Linked DNA regions of Homo sapiens: region 2 is linked to region 1. A link is a contact called in ENCODE Hi-C or POLR2A ChIA-PET data. All regions are on one chromosome and are shown on one strand. Each heading gives the region's core, a stretch centred on a gene start or an enhancer-like site at or near the end of the contact. The rest is flanking DNA. Distances are from core to core; before and after follow the strand shown.

Evidence for each region. A loop is a pair of places that touch in the nucleus more often than their neighbours do. ChIA-PET counts read pairs that join two places held with the same protein, here RNA polymerase II (POLR2A). Pooled maps may share reads with other maps.
Region 2: a loop to region 1 is called in a pooled map, with 5 times the contacts of the local background. The contact joins the enhancer-like site here to the promoter of MYL12BP2 in region 1. A Hi-C loop is called at or near these places in 1 of 168 maps with a recorded cell type or tissue (CD4-positive, alpha-beta memory T cell) and 8 of 50 pooled maps. POLR2A ChIA-PET finds 5 or more read pairs at or near these places in 5 of 52 experiments (HepG2, OCI-LY7, activated B cell and 2 more).

The regions. Positions count from the first base shown.
Region 1 is chr4:184,312,990-184,315,689 of GRCh38, forward strand. MYL12BP2 (MYL12B pseudogene 2) reads right to left here and starts at 1,340. Exons shown (of 3, transcript XM_047416561.1): 1 at 1,316-1,340; 2 at 971-1,159. The coding sequence starts at 1,340. RefSeq lists enhancers at 831-1,332, 1,251-1,520, 1,651-1,810.
Region 2 is chr4:184,456,445-184,459,144 of GRCh38, forward strand. The region is part of intron 1 of IRF2 (interferon regulatory factor 2); the gene reads right to left. Among named protein-coding and RNA genes, the nearest start is that of IRF2, 17 kb to the right of the region's middle. RefSeq lists an enhancer at 1,366-1,425. Within about 2 kb of position 1,252, at least 4 of the 41 ENCODE cell types and tissues checked have a DNase peak (open chromatin) inside an H3K27ac peak, as active enhancers do; they include OCI-LY7, where a contact is called at or near this core.

The DNA.
Region 1 (2,700 bases), core at 90-2,589:
TGGCAGCAATCCCGGGAATCTCCCAAAACCTAGATCTTCAAGTACAAGCTGGTCAAGCAGAAGAGAGAATTGGAAGAAACAGAGGAAACAAAGCACAGTGGACTATTTGTGTACCTTCAAGTAATGTGCTGGGAGAGAAGCTGGGACCAGTCGTGAGGGATCTGGTAAAACCTGCCGAGTCTGGGAACCAATGAATGAACTTATTAGGTGGGTCCTAGAAATTTTTCTCTGGCAAACTGAGGATACATTTCAGGGGGTTATGAATCACCACCAGCATGCTCTCTGCTCTTCATGGACATCAGAAGCTGGGGGAAAGCTTTCTTTGTGAGCCCCCAGCCTCAAGGGCAGGCAGTTCCTGGGCTGAGCCTCACTGGTGAAGCCTTTATGTGTGATGCGGGAACTGCCCACACACCAACTCCTGTTTTGCCCTTTTAATGGGCAGCATATCTCCTCAGAAGATGTGCCGCATGACCATTTTTGAGCCCACACCATCTTCACCCTCCTAGAATCTGCCTCTGATTCTTGGAATTTGGGGAAAACCACAGGTTTTTCATCATTTCTCAAAACTACTAGTTTGCAGCAGCAGTTCTGTGAAGGTGGGGAAGAAGCTGAGGACACCGGTGCCATGTTTCTGTTCTTATTCACATTTCTCTGTTCTCTGAAAGCAAAATAATGCAAAGCTATAAAGACCATCAGGGAGAATCAGAGCACAGACAGGATTCCAAAGGATGGAGGCTGCCCCCGACAAAACCCCTCCCCAAAGTGGGGAGGGGGCAGAGAAGAGGCCCCAAGATGCCAGGTGCTTCCCTCTGCAGCACAAGACACACTATGGGGTCTGCGCAAAGACAAAACATCGATTTGGGTGCAGTCTTCTTGGTCTCATTATTTTTATCATCTCTCAGAGGATGTGTGGTTGTCCCGATTGCTGTGCTCAGGACAGGAAGGGAAAGCAGAGGCTAACATAACTCACCCGGTCTGCAGGACAGAGGAGGAGAGCAGGCTGAAGGCCTATCCACCTCTGCACGCATCAGGCGGCTTCTGCATCCTGAGACACCCTTCCTGAATCGACACTTGGGCCCAGCCTGGCACTGGGCCCCATAGACGCCAATTAGATGGACGTGGTCTCCACACTGCAGGTGTTCACAGTACTCACTTGCTCCTGCAGACCCCAAATGCCAGAGAACTCATTTGCTGACCTTTAGCTGATGACAGGGGCTGGAGTTGACATTTGTATCAACCCACTGCATGCCTCAATGGGTCACCCTTCTGTGAGCAGGTGCTTCAGAGGCACAGCAGGACAGTCCTGGAGGCTCACCACAAAGCAGGGCCACCACACGCATGGGGAGAACTAGAAACCGATGACTTGGAATTTCCCTGCTGTTCTGGGTGGGCTTTGATGGGCTTTGCTCTGACTTCCTCTCTTAGACCTCTGGGCAGTGTTGCTACTGACGCAATAGAAATCAAGCATCCTGTTTCACTCCAGCAGAGGCTGCATTGCAGCAATGAGGGGTGTTTGCCCCATACCCAGAGAGGTGCTTCTGGGGAGCGAAGGCCCATAGCAAATGGGCAGCTAGCACATCAGGCCCAGGAGTCTGCTGCGTTGCAGAAGCTGCTGAAGTGTTGGCCCTGCCCACCTCCCAGGACACCTGTGGGAATGCGGGAATTCCACAAATTATGGATTCTAAGCCCCAGGAGATTTAAAAGGAAGGGAGAGGGAGAGAATGAGAATCGATGCTCTATTATTTGATGAGTTTGTAGGCGAGTGTGTGAGAGCAGAATGTTGAGACAAGACTTTCAACTTCGATGTAAGGAATATCTATTAAGCCCCTGCTGTGTGCCGGGGCTGTGTGTGATGCCTAAAGAACAATTGGCAACAGCCTCTCAAGGTGTGTGTGTGTGTGTGTGTGTGTGTGTGTGTGTGTGTGTGTGTGTTAGCGGCAGGTATATATCACAAGTTCAAAAGGGAGTGTCATAATTGTATTAAAGAGAAAAAACTACCACTGCTGGATTTAGAGTTATGAGATCTGGGTTTGAGTCCTGGTTCTACTTATCAGCTGCTTCCTTGAGTGTCCTCTCTATAGAATAGGGATCATAGCTCTTCCGAACATCACAGGGTTTGGGAAGGTAGAAAAAAGAAAAGGGATGCAAAAACACGTGGGGAAAAGGAACGTGGTTCCACAGCAAGAGTGGGCCCTCGTGTAAACTATGAGCTTTGGGTGATAATGGTGCATCAACATAGGCTCCTCACTTGTAAGGGTCAGACCCCTCCGGTGCCAGATATCGACAGCGGGGAGGCTGTGTGTGTGGGAGCAGCGAGGAACTCCCCGGACTTTCTGCTCAATTTTGCTCCAAACAAAAAATGGCTCTTAAAAAAGAAGTAAATTCAAAAGAAAAAAGATATAAAAATACATAATCCATTTGAAAAAATTACAATCATTAAAAAAGAAAAAAAGGAAAATGGAAAACTACTATAGACATGGTTTGAGTTGATATAAAGCTTTGATAGAAAGGCACAAAGAAAATGGCCTAAGAGTTGAAAGCCCAGTGAAATCACAGCTCACGAGGGGTACTTGAGAGAAACTAGGGGAGAAAGTTTTAAGACACAGTCTCCAGCAGAATGGGCTGTCATGAACCCATGGAGTAAGAATTGGGGTTAGGTCGGGAGGAGAACAGCTGCCTTTTCATATCATCCATCCCTCT
Region 2 (2,700 bases), core at 2-2,501, 140 kb after region 1:
AAGAAGCTGCGCCACGGGGAACGTGAGAGCCGCGGTGGAGAAACTGCTGGAAGGTTTCCCTGAAGCTGCGAGTTCAGAGTCAGCCATGTGTCCTCGCACCTCAGCGAGGGTCCCTGCCGACTGAGCGGAGGAAACCCCTCGGTCCAGCCAGGGCACACACCCGGCTGACGCGCTTTCCTGCGGCCCGGTCCGCCCTCCCTACCGGGAAACCGGGTGCCTGAGCCCAGGGGCACCAATGTCCTGCAGGCGCCTCTGTGTCTGGACAGCAAATAACAATTGGAGGACCAAGTCAGTCACTGCAACTGAATTCAGCCAACACGTACTGAGGGTACCGAGTCTACGCGAGTCCTGTGGCTCGGCCCTCCACAACATACAACCGGTTCAAACACGGCAGTTAGTGATAATACAGTGGAGACGGTGAAATACTGAAATAAACCACAGGAATATCTAGGCCTTTGAATAACATCTTCCAATTTATCGCCCCAGGGAAGTGAAGAGTCCGGCAAACATCCAGTCAATGCCATCAAGGCAGCCGGTCACCCCAGCTGTGAGGGCCTCGGCACCTGATGGCCACATCTCCCCAAACACTCTGTAGCTGCGTCGGATGAAGAGTGTGAGGTGGTTTGGTTAACACATGATACAGGTGGAATAATGCCTCCCAAGTATCCCACACGCTAGCCTCTGCGACCTGTGAATAGACTGTGTTATGTGACAAATGGGAATTAAGGAGGCAGGTGATTTAAAGGTTGTCTGTTGACCTTGACAGAGGGGAATTTTCCTGGATCATCCATGTGGTCCCAATGCAGGGAAGAAGCCTCAATATGGCACGGGCAGCTCTGGGGCTCCCTCCAGTTCCTGAGTCCCACTGGCTAAGGTTTGCACCTGAGGTGTTCGCCCAGCCCTTCTGTGGCCCGGCGTGACGTCACTCGGAAGACCTGGGGACACTCTGGGCGGATAGGAAGCCCTGTCCTAACTTCTGCCCTATGAAGGCATTGTTTCTGGGGGTCTTGCCATTATCCTTGATTCTCTAACTTGGGTTTCTTACCTGAATTTGAGCCAACTGTCTTTAATTCCTCCTCACTTGAGGATTATAAACTTACTATAATCACTCTCTTTACAAACCAATTCAAAACAAACAAAAGAGAGTACAAAAAATATTTTTGTACCTATTCATCATTTCCTCTTAGAAACTTATATAAAAGCACCTCAAAGACAGGCCTGGCTATTATCAAAGGCACAACCCAGTCCTTCCCGCAATGGACCGCAGACTACAAATGCACACGCCTCAGAGCTCCTCTCCAACGCTGCAGGTGCACAGCTGCGACACGCCCTGCTGCTAACAGTCATTAGCTATCATTTTCTGAAATGCACAGGGGAAAATGTTCCAAATCCTCAAAAACCTTCCAAAAAAAAAAGAAAAAAGCTGGCTGTATCCTCGGAACAAAACCCTTCCTTACTGGGAAACAGGAACACATGCACTGAGTGAGATATTTGTGGCCACCAGGAACTGGCTCTGACACTCCCTCCTTCATCTGTTTGTTCCAGCCACCCTGGAGAGTGGTCCATGCACCAGGAACGGAAGAAACTGTCAACCCTTCATGTCTTTGCTCTTGCTGTTCTTTCAACCAAAAATGCCCTGCTCACCCACTGGCCACCAGATGACATTGCCTCCCTCCTTCCGGCCAGTCAGAAGTCAGTGGTGAGGCACGCCCCAGTTTCTCTGGTCAAAGACGTAATTCTTAGTTCATGATGGGTAGCTCCAGTAAATTAAAAAGAATAAAAAGAAGATACTGCTTCTTCCTCTTCTCTCCCTTAGCCTTTGGCTTGCTGTGCTTCCATGAAGCCCATCTTTCGTTCTTTTCATGACCAGGAATGGTTATTTACCTGCTTGTCTCTCTAACCAAATGATAAGCTCTTTGAGAGCATGGATCTGAAATTTTCAACCTTACATCTTCGCAGCATAGGGCTTCACACACAGCTGTTCAAAATTGTCTGCTGAAGGAATGACTTCCTCTGAGGGTTTTATTTAAGATATTTGTTTGTAGAAGAGAGTCTTCAATTTAATTTCATCATTATCATGTTTGTTTTCACAGTACTTAAAACTAATTTTAAGGATTTTTAAAATCGTTGCCCCAAGCCTGAAGAGAATAAAAATTTTTGCAACTCCTCTTACCACTCTGCTTCACAACACATATATTATTTCTCTGTTTCTCACATATATTATGCATCTTCTTCCAATTATTTACAACTCAGTTATAATCCACACATGACCTTGCCAGGCTATAGTTTTCAATAAAGTTCAACTCTTCAAAAGGATTCAGCAAAACGAAAAATTTCCGCAGGACATAAAACTAAACCAACAATGAATTTGCTTCCATACAGTTGTGATATTTCACTGAATTTCTTTATCTACTATGGCTCTTGTAAGAACAAATGAATGGCTTCTCCTGCTGTCAACAATTCACAATAAATACACAAATGCTTTTATCCATTTTACTTAACAGATCTGTTATTACGGCAATATTTTTTTTTCATCCACTCAGTAATACTATTGAACCATGATTGAATGGATTATATTTAAATTCTTAAGTCCCCAAATGTTACTCTGAGGCTGTTTTTACTAATCTTTATCCTGAAATACCACAGAAGTGAAGAACTCTAAGGCTTTTTTCATGAGTCCCAAGCAGACAGAGCAGCCGC